2 separate regions of the Mus musculus genome follow, and region 1 is linked to region 2. Evidence: chromatin loops called from intact Hi-C (ENCODE). Cell type or tissue: heart. All regions are shown on one strand.

Evidence for each region. Peaks named below come from ENCODE experiments on the same cell type or tissue, not always from the same donor. Only the 100,000 strongest peaks of a DNase experiment are listed, where the experiment ranks them.
Region 1: it touches region 2 in a loop (3-fold over the local background); 2 of 42 quality-filtered maps call a loop at or near these places.

Annotation. Positions count from the first base shown.
Region 1 is chr3:65,986,542-65,994,541 of GRCm38, forward strand. It overlaps the pseudogene Gm19024. Among named protein-coding and RNA genes, the nearest start is that of Ccnl1, 32 kb to the left of the region's middle. In heart, a CTCF peak has its summit at 4,651 (motif pointing left); no DNase peak of the experiment used is centred here.
Region 2 is chr3:65,662,411-65,670,410 of GRCm38, forward strand. Lekr1 (leucine, glutamate and lysine rich 1) reads left to right here and starts at 3,818. Exons shown (of 13, transcript NM_001166659.1): 1 at 3,818-3,901; 2 at 6,680-6,768. The coding sequence starts at 6,721. In heart, no CTCF peak of the experiment used is centred here; a DNase peak (open chromatin) is centred at 3,801; H3K4me3 peaks cover 1,255 bases; H3K27ac peaks cover 1,704 bases.

The DNA.
Region 1 (8,000 bases), 320 kb after region 2:
GAAAGGAGTTTGAGCCAGAACAGCTGAGTTGAACCAGCCAGCCAGAGTTCAGAAAGAGCTAGAAAGCCTCTGAGATGACAACTGCTTCTGTCAAGTAAAAGTTACATTTACATACAGCCAACATCCTGTCTCCTTAGGCAGTCTTCTCTGTCACCAACGCTGGTGATATTTTCCTCTCCTTAAGCTTTGTATTAATTGGTCTCAGACTTCTGGGACAGATTTTGACCAAGTGGTTGTCATTGAAAATACCTATTAAGGATATAGAGGGATGATGGCTCAGTGGTTAAGAACATTTGCTGCCTTTGCAGAGGACCAGAATTCAGTTTCCAGAACCCATGGTGGATGGCTTATGGTCACCTACAACTTCAGCCCCAGGAGACCCAATGCCTTCTTCTCATGTCTGAGGTGTGTGTGTCCGAGCTCAAGTACTAATAATACCTACAACTGCTACACACAAGCCCATGGTCTATAAGGTATTTTTTTTCTTCTGAAGGTTTTGGTCTGTGTTATTAATATTAACAGGTTCTTCACTTCAATGGCTAGTTAAGCTAAACATTTCTGAGGTGGTCTATCACTGATTAACACTGTGGTCAATATTGGGGGCAGTGTTAATGTAGCCTCCTGAGCATTCTGGGAAATATTGATGACCCCAGCAGCCCTCCCATCCATGCTTTGATGGCAGGCACGATAGTAGTCTGTCTTATAAACTATAAAATGACCCAAGGGAGGACAGTTGCTCAACATACATGGGCTTGCTTGGGAAGCTGCCAGAGGTACCAGCTTTTAGGAATGCAGAGCTATCTTCTAGTATCTCACCAGAATGATACTGAACTCTTCCTTTAGCTCAAACAAACTTGCAAGCAGTGTGAGTTGTAAGTTTACCTAGTGTGTGGGCATTGCTAGTCTTGACATCAAGATAATCACCTGAGCAGTGAAACCAGCTGCCTCCATTGGTGAGTCACGAATACTGATACGGAGACAGGAGGGAAGGTGGGGACAATATGGAGACGTGGGAAGGAGCCTTCTTCTCAGAGGCTTCTCACAAGCTGAGAATCAAGAATCCCGACAGAATTAACAACGCTTGCTACAGCCTTTCTCCTTTCCCAGCTGGAAGTGGTCAACGTTCTTGGAACCTCATCAGATTATTTATAGTACATATTCTTTTACTTTATGAAACCCCAGTGACTCCTGATTTTCTGTTATCAAATTATAATAATCCTATCTAAGTCACTACCAGAGCTACCCTATAATATCATTTATCTGAAAGACAAAACAAGGAAAATCAAGTTTCCTAGCAACCCTTTGAAAGCTACCACTATGTATGAGAGGCTAAGATACTTAACTGTGACCGTCCTTGCTAACCAGACCCATACTTGGGTATATACCTTAGTCTTCCCCCAAGCTTCTCTCCTTTTAATACCTAGGAGGCAGGGATGGGCAGATCTGTAAATTGGAGCCAACCTTTTGTGCATATTGAGTTTTAGGCCAGCAAGGGCTATATCCTGAGAACCTGTTTTTAAAAATGGACTGGAAAAGTTCCTCAATTGTAAAGTCACCTACTGGCAAGTATGCTGACCTGAATTTGATATCTGGGACCCACATGTTGGAAGGAGAGAGCTGTAGGTGCAAACCATGGTTAGTATGTTCACCCATATGAACAAAGCACATAAATGAAGATGTTATAAAGAATTTAAAGGTCTTTAATAAACTACAAATCTTTCTTGAGAACCCCACAAGCGTGCTTTTGGGTATGTTTTATTTTTTCCTGCAATGACTTCTCTCTCTCTCTCTCCTCTCTTTCTCTCTTTCTTTCTTTCTTTCTTTCTTTCTTTCTTTCTTTCTTTCTTTCTTTCTTTCTTTCTTTCTTTCCCTCTTTCTTTTGGAAGGGTTTCCCTGTGCAGCCCTGACTGCCCTGGAACTCACTCTGTAGACCAGGCTGGCCTCGAACTCAGAGATCTGCCTTCCACTGGATCTCAAGTGCTGGGATTAGAAGTTTGTACACCACTTCCCAGTAGGCTTTTTTTTTTTTTTTTTTAAATGAAGCCCAGCTCTGCTTCTTACTGGCTTATCCTGAAATTACTTTTTCTTCTGAAACCAAGGATCTGGTTTTACTTGAACTGAGGTTCGTAAAAGATTAAGGGAATTCCTCAGGCTTCTGTGGGTGATAGTGTGGGCCTGTGTCCGCTCCCTGCTGCTAGCAATGCTAGTAACATTGCATGGTGAACATCTTTTAGAGACACTTTCTTGACACTGAAGCATATTTGTTCTCAAGACCTTCACCCAAAGCTTTACAGTGCATTTCAACAGACTTCACTTGTGACATTAATTGGAACAAAGGTAACCACCGTGCTGTTTGGAAATACTGATCACCACGTGGTCTACTGGGACTATATGGATACCAGTAATTTTTAAATAACTGTATTTGTAAATACAGATTCAAAGGCTTTAACAGCTAGGCAAGTTGTTGGTAGAATGTAATCCAAGGCTTTTTGCAGTGGGCATCCACTGGCACTGCCATCTTTATGGGTGAATTTCCAGCTCTGGAGACAAGGCATATTGACATTTAGCTTCATCACGTTGTCACTGTTCCAACTAGAAACTGGCACAAAAACTATCGTGTCAAAGTCTTATCGAGCTTCCTTGTCAGGCTCTGACTTCATGAACGATTTCCTCATGTCCTGTGGATGAAAGGTGACTCTGAGGAATTCATGTTGTTTACGTTGGTACTTAATTGTTTCATACCCAGTGCATAAGCCAAAATGGTGTTGACACAGGTCTACACATTCTTAGAGATTCCAGTTTCAAATCTACCTATGCCAGCAGGCAGGAAAACACAGTCAGCATGAGATCACCTGTTATAAAATGGTTGGGATGAGGTTTCTGTGTGCTGGGGCTTCAGTGCTAGCCACACATCTGCTGATCTCAGATTTCTATAGCTGTCCATCAGATGTCTAGTAATGGTGAACGTCTTCATATCAGTGTCCCCAGTAATGGTGAAACTGATGAGAGCCCTTTTCACTTCCAGCTTTGACTTAGTGGGAGTTTTCATAGAAGTTATGTTTCAGCAGTAAACTCATTATTTGGAGTAGAAAGTTGCTGCCAGGGTCTGGAGAGATGGCTCAGCAGTTAAGAGCACTGGCTGCTCTTCCAGAGGTCCTGAGTTCAATTCCCAGCAACCACATGGTGGCTCACAACCATCTGTAATGCAGTCCTTTGCCCTCTTCTGGAATGTATGAAGACAGATCACTCATATGCATATAAATAAATAAATAAATAAATATTTTTAAAAAAGAAAGCTTCTGGCAATGTTTTTTAGATTTTATTTATTTTACATGTATGTGTACACTGTAGCTGTCTTCAGACACGCCAGAAGAGCGCATCGGTCCCATTACAGGTGGTTGTGAGCAGCCATGTGGTTGCCAGGAATTAAACTCAGGACCTCTAGAAGAGCAGTCAGTGCTCTTAACCATTAAGCCATTTCTCTAGCCCCAGTTGTTGGCAATTATAAATATACTAGCTACAACATGTTTATAATTTCTAAGAAATTTAATGTTGCCACAATATTTAAAAAATATAGTCCCCATTTAATTTTTTTCCACCGGCCTCCAAAAGTATAGTATTAAAAGATTTAGACTCAAGAGTCTATCAAGGGTCAAATATGATCTTGTTTCTCAAAGATGCCTAGTTTAGCTGGGCATGGTGGTGTAGACCTTTGTTTAACCCTAGCACTCAGGAGGCAAAGGCAGGAGGATCTTTGTGAGTAGAGACCAACCTGATCTACTTAGTGAATTCCAGGATATATATATCTACTATGTAGATATATATTACTATGTAGAAAGACCCTATCTCAAATGAAAATCAAAACAAAAGAAAAACAAACAAACAAACAAACAAACAAAAACACAAAATTTAAAAAACTAATGAATCTATCACTAACACACATCTATAATTTCTAAGAGGATCATAATATCCATTGTAAGGTTGTAGCAACAAGCAGAATTTGCAGCTGCCTTTTGTTCCGTTCCGTTCCTCCCTGGCAATCCCTCTGTCAACAGCCTCCTTTCATCCTTATAGAACTGTGAGTACTGTGCCTCACTGAGTAGCTCCACTAGTCTCCTCCACTCTTTCCCTCCCTCCTAGATTAGAGACCTGTGCTCTGGAAGCCAGGTCTTCCATAATGAGTTACTTCCTAATTTCTGCATAAAACATCCTGCCGTAGCTTCTTGCAAAAGCCCCAGTGTTTCTGTATGTGGCTGTACCGAGGCTGTACAGGGCACAGTATTCATTTATAACTTTTCCTTTCCTTTTAGGTTGGGGTAGGGCAGAAATTAAAGCTTGTGTTCAACTCTTTATCTTGTTATTAATCAGTTTTTGTTTGTTTGTGTGTGAGTGTTTTTGAGATGGGGTTTCTCTGTGTAGCCTTAGCTATCCTAGAACTCACTCTATAGATCAGGCTGGCCTTGAACTCAGAGATCCTCCTGCCTCTGCCTCCCAAGTCCTGGGATTAAAGACATGTACCACCACCGTCTGGCTCAGTATTTTTCTTTAGAGGCACCATAAGTGTATTAAATAAGTCTTATTTTTTCATGTAAATAAATGCTCCGCTGGTTAAGACAACTTAGTATGTAACATACTCGCACCATCTAGTGGCCAATATGAATTTAGCATCACTGGCTTTGAATCAGACAGAAGTCTAAACTTGGAAGAACTAGAAAACATTGTTATCTATGTTTGTGGTGTCTCTGTGAACAATCTTCCCAAGTAGAAGAGTATCATGAGACATAAGTGTGGTGTCACCAGCCTGTTAAACCAGCACTAGGAGATGGAGGCAGGAGAATGCCAAGCAAGTTCCAGGTCAACATGGGCTATATAGTGAGACTGTTTCTAAATCCCAACCCCCAACCAAATCCAATCTCATTGGGTAGCCCAGGCCTTTATTCCCAGCACTTGTGATGCAGCAGAGGCAGGGGGAATCTCTAAGTTGGAAGCCAGCCTGGTTTACAGAGTGAGTTCTAGGACAAACAGGGCTACACAGAGAAACCCCATCTCTCTCTCTCTCTCTCTCTCTCTCTCTCTCTCCCTCCCTCCCTCTCTCTCTCTCTTAAAGAATCATCTCTACTCTGTGACATCTACACTTTCATTTATTTTAGCATCTATTTAATTTTATCTTTTGTTTTGAGGCAAAGTCTTTATGTGCATGTAGTTCAGGTTAGCCTGAAATTTGCCACCCATGTGCCTCTTGCATGTTGGGATGACAAGCCCATGACACTGTGGCTAGCTTCATTTAACTCAGTGGCTATCTGAAAAATATTCCTGTGAGACAGAAGATTATCTTATTATTCTTTTGTGTGGGGAAAGGCAAGCCTCTTCTTCCTTCACAACTGCCTTGTCACTGAAGGAGGATTGTAGTGTGTTCCTGCTTCCTTTGAACTGTGTTGTTTCAGTAGTCCAGAGCCGACCTTTCCTAGGAATGAACCAAAGGGAAATTGGCAGATATGATTAAATTGCTGGACCCAATAAAATGAGAGCGGCTCAAACGTAGCCACAGCTGAGACAAGTCGTTAGGGAATAGCACTGCTGGGTTATTAAGACTCCACGTGACCCAAGTCTCAGTCATTCAGCTTAATTTATTATTTAATTAATTTAATAATAAAAATTTATTTTTATTTTGTTTTATGTGTATAAGTACTTTGCCTACACGTATGTCGGTGCATCATGTGCGTGCCTGGGGCCCGAAGAAGCCAGAGGAGGGTATCAAATGCCCTTGGACAAAAAGTTACAAGTGGCTGCCAGCCACAATGTGGATGCTAAGATTCAAACCTCCATTCTCGAGATAAGTGCTCTGAACTGCTGAGCTATCTCTCCAGCCCCAGCCATTTAGTAAGAAAGCAAAGAAAAACAAAACAAAACCCCAAAAGAATCTAAAGATTTCAGACAGACATTTAAAACGCTTTTCTCTTCACAGGACTCCAAACAGATTTTGTTGGTAGCTGTAGAACCTGCTGTGAATATTTCTGTCTCAGCCCAGCCAACTCCCTGAGAGTCCCCACAGTGTCGAAATATCATGCCGTGTGTGAATCACGAGGGCTTGGGCCAAGTGTAAACCGATTAAGGTTTTAAATAGACAAAATTCGAGCTATGACCTGCTACATAACTTAAGTGTTATCTAGTAAGTAGCCATTAGTCCTCAGAATGATTTTGGTGTCTTCTTTTTCTTTTGTTTAAAGGTTAATTTGCCAACTGTCTTTGAGTCATGAATAAGATGGTTGTCCCCACTCTTGAGTAAAGTGGAATTGAAATATTTTTCACCACAGAAAGCCCTTAACAGCTTGAGATGTGCATAATCCCAGCTTTTGTTCGGGGAGCATCTGCTCATATAACCGACTAACAGAACATCTTGTAGCACCAGTAGATATTTTGCTATAGGGTATGTGTCTAGTAAATTAACGTAAATAGTCCATGAACACAATTCTGCACATTGGTGAACACAGCTTTAAAGAGCAAGCTGCAGTCTCAAGAGCTTGAAGTGCATGAGAAACATGCCAGTTAGCTGCACACTGTGGACAGCAGGTTAGTGTGACAGCAACCGTGATGGAGTGAGAGCAGAAGCCAACACACACAATACCAGGCCACTCTGACTCATCCCATCTTTTCAACAATATAATGACAGAGGAGAGAGATGCTGCTCTGATTACATTTTTTTTTCCTCTGTGTAGCCCTGGCTGTCCTAGAAATCGCTCTGTAGGCCAGGCTGGCCTAGAACTCACAGAGATCTGCCTGACTCTGCCTCTCAAGTATTGGGATTTAAGGTGTGTGCCACCACTGCCCAGTGATACTGTTCAACTTTGAGGCATGAAGCAGTTAAATTGCATGCTCACCAAAGAGATACTGACCACATTGTTGGGATTAGGCTGTGTCTGCTCCAAATTACTCCATATTGTGTAAAATTGTTTTTTTTTTGTTTTATGTTTATTTGTTTGTTTAGTTTTGTTTTTGGACTTGCCTTGCTTTGAGAGACTCCATTCTACAAGGAGTGCTTGAGCCCATTTTTGAGGGAGAAGGATGACTGCAGCCTCAGAAACACGTGTAAACCATGCCATCTATGTGGCTCCACCCAGGCAACACAGACCAACGAGTGACTTATTCCTGGGAGTAGAAAGAATGCCACACTACGGGGTTGGAGAGATGGCTCAGTGGTTAAGAACATTCACTGCTCTTGGAGCACACTGATTCAGATATCAGCTCCCACATCAGGTAGATAACTGGCTACAGCTGTAGTTCCAGGGTATCTTATGCCCTCTTGTGGCCTCCTGGGATACCTGTGTGTGTGTGTGTGTGTGTGTGTGTGTGTGTGTGTACAAACAAAGTAGGTCTTAAATAAAGAGTGCTTTAATATAAATTTTTTATGGTGAGCTGAGACACATGGGAGCATTGAAATCCTGTCAGGAAACAGGCCCAAGGACTTGCCAGGCTCACCCTCAAAGAGAGGAAGGGTATAACTTCCTCATCTAGATCCCATGAAAAGGTAGACACTTCACACTGTGATGACAACAGCCCATCCTGTCATCTGACTCCCAAGTGTCTACAGTATGTAGCAAGGATGATAGGGAGAGGACTCCTGGCTGTCTCAGGGCCCCAGTGCCACTCAGTCCCCTCCCCCTTTAAAGACACGGTCTCTATGTGTCTCCTGGGTGTCACAGAACTTGCTATGCTGACCAGGCTGCTCTCTAACTCTCAGAGATCCACCTGTCTCTGTCTCCCAAGTGCTGGGGTTAAAGGTGTGTGTCACCATGCCTGGCCTTCAGTCCCTCCTCTTGACACAGTTTACTCAATTGTCATCCACCTGTGCCCTTGTTTACCTGTCTGGGCCTGGCCACCTCTCGACCCATTCCTGAATCTGGACCCAGTCTTCTCTGTGTCCCCCTCAGTTGTGCAGCTGCAGTCCAGACGCTGTGACCACAGTGGCTTCTCCAGCCTGGTTTGTCACCAATAAGGAAGCT
Region 2 (8,000 bases):
TAGGTGTTAAATTGCCTTCATTAGAGCTTATACCTTCATATTTTAAAAATATATGGATGTAACAAATATTGAATTATATTGACACAATACATTTTTAAAAAATGAAACACTTACCATTAGTGAGGAGTCCAAAGAAGATACATTTATGGTCATAAAACATTTTGCTGTAGTGAGTATCTTTTAAAAAAATGATTATTCATTTTTATTTTATGGGCATTGGTGTCTTGCCTGTATGAACATCTATGTGAGAGTGTCAAATATCCTTGAGTTGGAGATACAGAAAGCTGTGAGCTGCCATGTAGGTGCTGGGAATTGAACCTAGGGTTCAACTGAACTGAACCTCTGGAAGAGCAGACAGGGCTCTTAACTGGTGGGCCATCTCTCCAGCTCCTGTAGCGGTGTCTTAATTTTCACATTTGAGAGTAGACAGTTATCATGCAAGCATCTAGCTTGTCTCATTAGAAATATGTTCAAAAATTAAAGTCTAAGACTCAAACAAATTCAAATTTGTTACACAGTTTGTTCCTGTACAAACAGCAAAGCCTTGGAAGTTCTTTCTAGAGAGATGCCACTCAAACTCCAGGACCTTTACTGCATCACATACTCAACTTTATATTGCATCTATGGGATGAATAAAAAAATACAGAGCTCAAGCCTAAAAATAGTATTTTGTGGTCTAACTCACTTCTAGACCACAGCTTTTGGGGGCTCAGTATGCAAAACAGCTTTATAAGGCAATCTGCAGCTTTAAGTGTGACAGCACAGTAGAGGCAAATGTGTTGGGGCGGGTAAAACAAAGCCAAGTGGTCTTTGCAGCTAACCTCTTTTGAAAACTAGAAGCTGTACGGGAAACGTCATGAAGAAACCACGTTTGAGACATGTGTCTCTAACCACAGTAGGCAAACGTCCCAGGAGGACTGGCTGTCTGGCAGAGACAACTAAGGCAACACGTGTTTCCACGTGCACTCACCCTGGATCCAGTGCACCCCTGTGTTTACATGATGGGCCATGCCCTTGGCCACTTCTATCATTTGGGTGAAAGTAAACAGTACGTAGCACCTGACAGCGTTAGGTTTGGAAGGGTTCTCAAGCAAACGGAGCATTGTGCATGAAGTGCCTGGCAAACAGAGAGAACCCAATACATGCTGGCGTTTTAAAAATTCTGCACTTGCACTGGACGAAACCCAGAAATAGCAATGAAAGCAGCTGTTGTTTCCAACCTGGGAGGCCCCGTCGGAACCGTTTTATTCAAACTTACAAGAGGACAGAGTTGTATTGTATTGTGACTTGCAGGATGAAAATACTGTTGGACTTCAGTGTAATTTTATCATGCTACCTTTGTACCAGCTAGCATTGACTTTAAAATCAGCCATCTTGGGTGGACTTCCTGCTGGTTTTTAGCAGATTTATAAACAAAGTACCTATTTTTCCTATACTGCTTTTCATAGGTGCATGGGAAAGGTAGGGAGGTTTCATGACACAAGTGTCCCCAAATGACTGTCCCATGTGATAAGTATTTTTGGGAAATCCCTATGACAACAAACACATGGGAGTTCTTATAAACTGTAAGACACCTACAGGACACGTGGAAAACTGAGTCTCATTCATATCCAGACACTCTATAAACTAGGAGGGCACCCCCTGGGGGGTTACTGACCCTCAAAGAGAATAACAATGAAGGGTCACAAAGAAATTAAAAGGAATTTAATTTTTAATTTTCTTTTTAAAACGGTGGCTTGTCTTTAAAAGTCATGGTAAAAAGTGAAATAGCTGCCGAGCGTGGTGGCACATGCCTTTAATCCCAGCACTCGGGAGGCAGAGGCAGGAGGATTTCTGAGTTAGAGGCCAGCCTGGTCTACAAAGTGAGTTACAGGACAGCCAGGGCTACACAGAGAAACCCTGTCTCGAAAACAAAAACAAAAACAAAAACAACCCTTTTTCTTCAGTACTCAAAAGTTGACCTGTGCTAATCTGCTAACCTTTTTTGAAAGTGTATGTATACACACACACACACACACACACACACACACTCACTCACACGTTTCATTTTAGAGGATTTAAAGATTTGCTTTTATATTGCTTTTATATTAATTACAGCATATAACTCTCTCCACTCTCCTTCAAATTCATGGCCTCTCTTTTCTCTATTCTTCTCTCATACATCCTGACTGCAACCTCCCCTCCCTCCATCCTTCCTAGCCCCTTTCTAGCCCCTGGCCTCAACCTCCCCTCTCCCCCAGACTTACTGCCCCTCTATTTCTCTTCAGGAAGGAGCAGGCCTCCCAGTGATATCCACCAAACAGGGCATAACGAGATGCAATTAGATTAGGCACAAACTGTCTTTCTTTTACCCAATTGTTCTTGGATTCAAACATGCATTTGCATATACACATATATTTCCAAATACAACCTGTAGAGGCCACATACTGTTTCTTGTATGCATGTTTTCAAGGGCTGACCATTTGGCATAGGCCAATTGGAAATACACTTCTTATTTCTGTTCTTTCCGGAAGCTATCCTTTCTTTTTAAATTCTTACTGGGTCTACCACTACCTAAACTGGACTTTATATAATAATGAAAACTTTCTGTAGGAGTGCCACATGTGGCACTCCTACAGAAAGTTAGGCTTGTGGCTAATTAGCAATGGGATTTAGGATTGAGAGGGCATTTACAGTGGTAAGGAAAATGGACTCAAGGTGATGTGTAACGAAGAGGCATAGATGAAAGTGAATTATAGCATTTCCATGGGATTTCATCCCATTTTCAGAGGATTGCCTTCCTTTTTAGATACAAGTGCTCGGTAATTATTGTCCAAACTGTAGTTATGTGCCCTATAACAATACTTTTGGTATAAAATTCCTAATATCTAGTGATGTTAGTTACCGAGACATTTTGTGTAGTGTTCGTGGTGATGCTGTCAGAAGCCCTCTGTTTCTAGCCCTCTTGTATATATTCAATGATATACAGTACATAATACTAGTTACTCAATAGTAAGTAACTGTTGTTAGTTTCTGCATAATCTATATCTTTCATGACTTAGGGGAGTATTCACTATTTTCATGCGGTTATTTTCATACTAGTGATCAACCAGCAGCTCCAATAGATCTGGCACTATTTCAAATCACCTGTTCACCTTCCTCTCTCCAATGCCTTTTCTTTCTATTCATGCAAACTATTCTTTAACAGCAATTATTGTTCTTTTCTGCTAGGAAACCGTGTTTTCTTTAGTTACTGGAGGATCAGAACTTTGGACCTCAGATGCTCCTGGAAAAGGAGCAGACTACGAAGACACTAATCATACCAGTGGCCTGTGTTAGTCACCAAGCATCATCTCATCCTGCTTGCTTGTTGCGTAGTAGGTCATCAGTATTTGTTTTATGAATAAAGTATGAATAAAGGGAAGTCGTCAGTGTGTAAAAACAAGAGGCCTTCCATTACTTGAGTGTGCAGTAGCACGTCTCAGTAATACTTCATGAACTAAACCCGTCATCTTGACTTCTTTGGACCAGAATGAAATTCTAAGCAAGCCTTCCCCAGTCAATTCCACTTAAAAGCTTCTTTTCCTTCCGTTCGACAACAATGATTGCCCCTGCAGATGAGGCACATGGCCACCCACTTCCCGCCTCTTCATCAGCCTCGGCTGCCCGTCGTCCCCGCGGGTTCCAGAGCCCCATCCCCGTCCGTCACAGAACCGCGCGTAAATCCGCCCTCTCCTTCGACCCCCGCCACCCGCTCCAGCTTCCGCCTAGCTCGCTTTTGGGACAAATGATGCAAAAGAAGCTCCGCTTCCGCGTCGGCGGGGGCTGTGACGTCACCGCGCCTTGACGTCAGGCCAACGTGCAGCGCGGTCGCCCGGGAGACCAGGGAAGCCGTTTTACACCCTGCGGAGTCCCGGGCTAGGTGAGGGTCATGGCCTTCCTCAGTCCTCAGAGGACCCGGTCGGCGGGGACACAGTTCCGGCGCAGAGACTGGCGGCGCGGGACTGCGGGGCGGCGGGGGTCGGGAGGAGGAAGGCGGGAAGGTGGGGCGGCCTCTCGGCGCCCCAGGCGAGGCCTGGGCCAGCGCAGTCCGGTCGGGCGGTTAGTTTCCTGCAGTGACCTCCTGCTCTCTTGCCCCCGACCTGCCCTTCGGTGAATCACGCCCCCGGAATGGTACTTGAGGAAGGGCCTGGAAGCAGAACCTGAGTTAATGACCGGGCGTGACACCGGTGTAAGAATCGGAAATGAACCACCAAGGGCATTTCTGCGTTTAAGAACACGCACGTCTATCTCGTGACCAGTGTCACAGAGAAGGTTCTCAAACGCACGTAGCAGCGGCCACGTACCTCTGTACTTTTGCCAAGGACAGTTTCCACATATATAATGGGAAAGACCAAAAGGAACTTGTTTGGTTAAAATACTGAATGGGTAACTTAAAAATCACGTTTTCTTCTGCTAAAGAGCAAACAGCCCTACACTTCTTGAAAAGCGGAATTATATGTGGATTCTACTATTCTTTTCACGAGTAGTCACATCTTTATAAAGACCCAATGGACTTTTCTAATCGGCTTACAAGCTGTTTCTTAAAATATAGGCAATAACAAAAATAAACGTTAAAGAAAGTAGTACCCTTCTAGTCACCTTGGGAATTTTAGGTGCCCACCTCTTAGTTGTAATCATCAGCATGCATTGCTTAGCAGAAAAGCACCTAGTTATTACAGTCTGCACTCACAGTTTACATGGGTTTACAATAAAGTGTCTTTATATGAGGACAAGTTACACATGTTCTTGGGACGAATCCAATGAATGTATCTTGCCTGTAATCTTGTTACTATGTCTTGTGCGATGTGCATTGACATCAGTTTCTCCTCCACTTCGTTTTAGAGGTCTTTCAAATTTACCAGGGTGCTATTTTTAAATTTTTCTTTCATAGCCAGAAGCCTGCCACTTCTGGTGACATAGTAATATGTTAAGAGTAGTCACAGCGAAGGCATTAAATAATAAACATCCCACTGGTACCTTGAATTTATACGTTATTTAGGTCCATGCTTGCTAATACTTTTGTGGATGGCACTTTAAGAGGAGATATAGTTGGCTGTATAAGGGAAAAATATTCCTGTGGAGCCCAAGATACTATCATTTCCATTCACCAATGATGGCTTAACTGAAGATAATGCCTTCTGGTTTCTTGCCATGTGACTATGACAGTATATGATTATGTACTTGGTCACTTGGACCCATGTCCACATAATTACCATTACTCCCGTGGTTGGCCTCAGTTAATATTACCAAGCACACACGTGGGAAGACAGCTCACTAGTTTTGTTTGTTTTAAATAGTAGCTTATTGAAATGAGGGATATTTTGGGCTAACACAGGGTTGAGGAATCTCTCCTCCACTGATGGTTGCATAGTTTACAAAAATAACACCAGCATTATTTTTTCCTTCACTCTCTTGCCCCTAATTTAACTCAATCTTAGGAAGCCTTTGCTGATTTCCCATCCCCCACCCAAAAGATAGGTCATTATCCTCTCTTGACTCTCACATTGCCTGTGTTCTGCAGACACGGGCCTTAGACCATCTTTTCTGCTGTGGAATCTGTGTTTCTTTCACTTGAATCTGTTCCACTCAACCATTCTGGCCTTGACATCTTCTACCTCTCTCTCTCTCTCTCTCTGACATTTGGTTAGTACAAATCCATGTGTGTATTCATGTTCATAGGCACACCTGTGTATGCATGTTTTTGTATGTGTGGAGGCTGGAGTTTGATGCCCAGTGTCTTCATCACTCTCTACCTTACAGGACCTCTCACCTGAGTTCTGAACTGGTCAGCCAGCTCAGTGAGCCCAGTCGCCCAGCTTGCTTCTAGGATCCCTGTCTCTGCCCGCCAAAGCTGCTATTTCTACATTTATGGGTACTGGCATTACAGTGCGTGGGCTTTAATCAGTAAGCCGTTCTTAGTTCCCTTTACTCTTTCCGTGGACAGAGAGGCAGACTCTTCATCAAGAGTGGATTGGGTATTCTTTGTCCAATTTGGAAAAACTCTGAAGAAAGAAAATAATGTCTCTGTTGTCTGTGGTTTCATGAAAGTAATAAAAAAAAGTTTTATATTGAATTGTTGGTATTAGCAAATGAAAATCTGTTAAAAGTAAAATCTAGATAAATTTATGTGGATCTCCATCTCTGTTACAGTTGCTATGTTGTCTCTGATGCTTTGGTGGCTCTTCGGCTCAGCGCCTGGATTTCATAACTTAGTAACTCTATTTTTTGTACTCTATAATTTAAGCAAGCCTCGATGGCACAAGCATTTTTTTTTTCTTATCCTGCTGAGCTATAATACGATATTATTTGGTCTTGATATCTATAATTTTTCAGAACAACACTGAAATAAGTCTACTTAAAATCCTACAGTTACTCTGCTGCAAAACAAATAATTAGTAAAGCACTGTTATTATTTTACTATTAGTTTATACACTTCTGAAAGAAAAGGTATATAAGTCAATAATTGAAATATCTTTCTGTGTGAGTGGCTTAAAAACTAGCTGAGGAAACTTAAATTGTAGCTTCTACTGTGGAGTTGGAGAAACAAGCACCTTTGAAGTGTTTCTTGCCAGTTCGTCCTCAGATACTAAGAAAGTTTAAGTCATTTGAATTTCCTTGTCATTAAATGAATTCTGACTATGGCCATCAATGTTTTCAGGCTGTTTTTCTGCAGTGCTCTCTCAGTACGTTTGGGGAACTATGGATCGTCACATTCCCATGCATGCCTTACCTGAAGAAATCCAAAAGGTATGATGTGGCATTATAAGAGCGTAACATTAGGAGAGTCTCAGCGGTTAGATCATTGTAAAATACTGGAGAGTGAACTTAGAGAACTACAGCAGAACCAGGGATGAGTCTGCGGTGGGAGGAGTAGCCACGCTGGAACGTTGACTGCACAGAACGTGTAACAAGACAGATGCAGAATCTCACTTCTGGCTTTAGAGTCCCAGTGGAAGCAGATTCTAGACTTGTTTATAGCCTTTTGTGATTTCTTTTCATGATGCATTTTCACGTACATTAATTCTCATCAACCACTGTGTGCCAGGTGCTGCTTAATTGTGTTTTGTTTTAGATAGGATCTAATTGTATAGCATTGGCTGGCTTAGAACTCATGCATAGACCTGCAGGCCTGGAATTCACAGAGATCTGCCTCCCTTTGCCTCCTGAGAGCTGGGATTAGAGGTGAGCACCACCATACCTGGTTTAGATACGATTGTAATCAGTTACCAATCCGTGTTGTCCTTTGTTCTATCCAGATGGAGATTGTGGCTGGGCAAGGAGATACTTTTCCAGGATTCCTTAGTATTTTGAGTGTTGGCAGCAGGCAGGTGGGAACAAAAGCAGGTAGCACTCTGCAATATTCAGCTCTCAGGAAGGCCTCAAGTAGCAGGAGCCTTAGCTTTAGAAGTGTTTGAACTCCTGTACAGGCTTAGAGGTCCAAGACCCTTAGCTTTACAAGTATTTCAGCTCTTGTGTGGACCTAGGGAGTTAGGATTCCTAAGCCCTTGGTGGTAACCAGTTTTAAAACCCCTAGACCTGGGGACTGTTTTGAGGACCCCTGGCTCTAAAGACACTCTACTTTCTGAAACTCTTTGTGACCAAGGCCTGCAGTTCCTCTTGCTGGTCCCTCACAAGCTCCAGTTCTTCAGCTTCCTGCCTTTTCTGTGTTTCCACGGTTCCTCTCATTTTCACCTTGACCACCTTCTTGGATTATCCAGTTGCTCTTGTTGCTGTGGCCTCTGGTTGAGTTACCGCTGCCATTTGGCAGGCCGTATGACCAGACTTTTGCTGCTGCCCTGGGCACATGCACAGTTCAGTGGCTGCACATCTTTGACAGCTGCCACTCTGCAGCTCTGCAGCTTGGCCTGTTGGCTGCCCGGCTCTCTGCAGCTTGGCCTGTTGGCTGCCCGGCTCTCTGCAGCTTGGCCTGCTGGCTGCCCGGCTCTGCTCTTGCCGCAGTTGTCAGCTGGCTGGCTGCT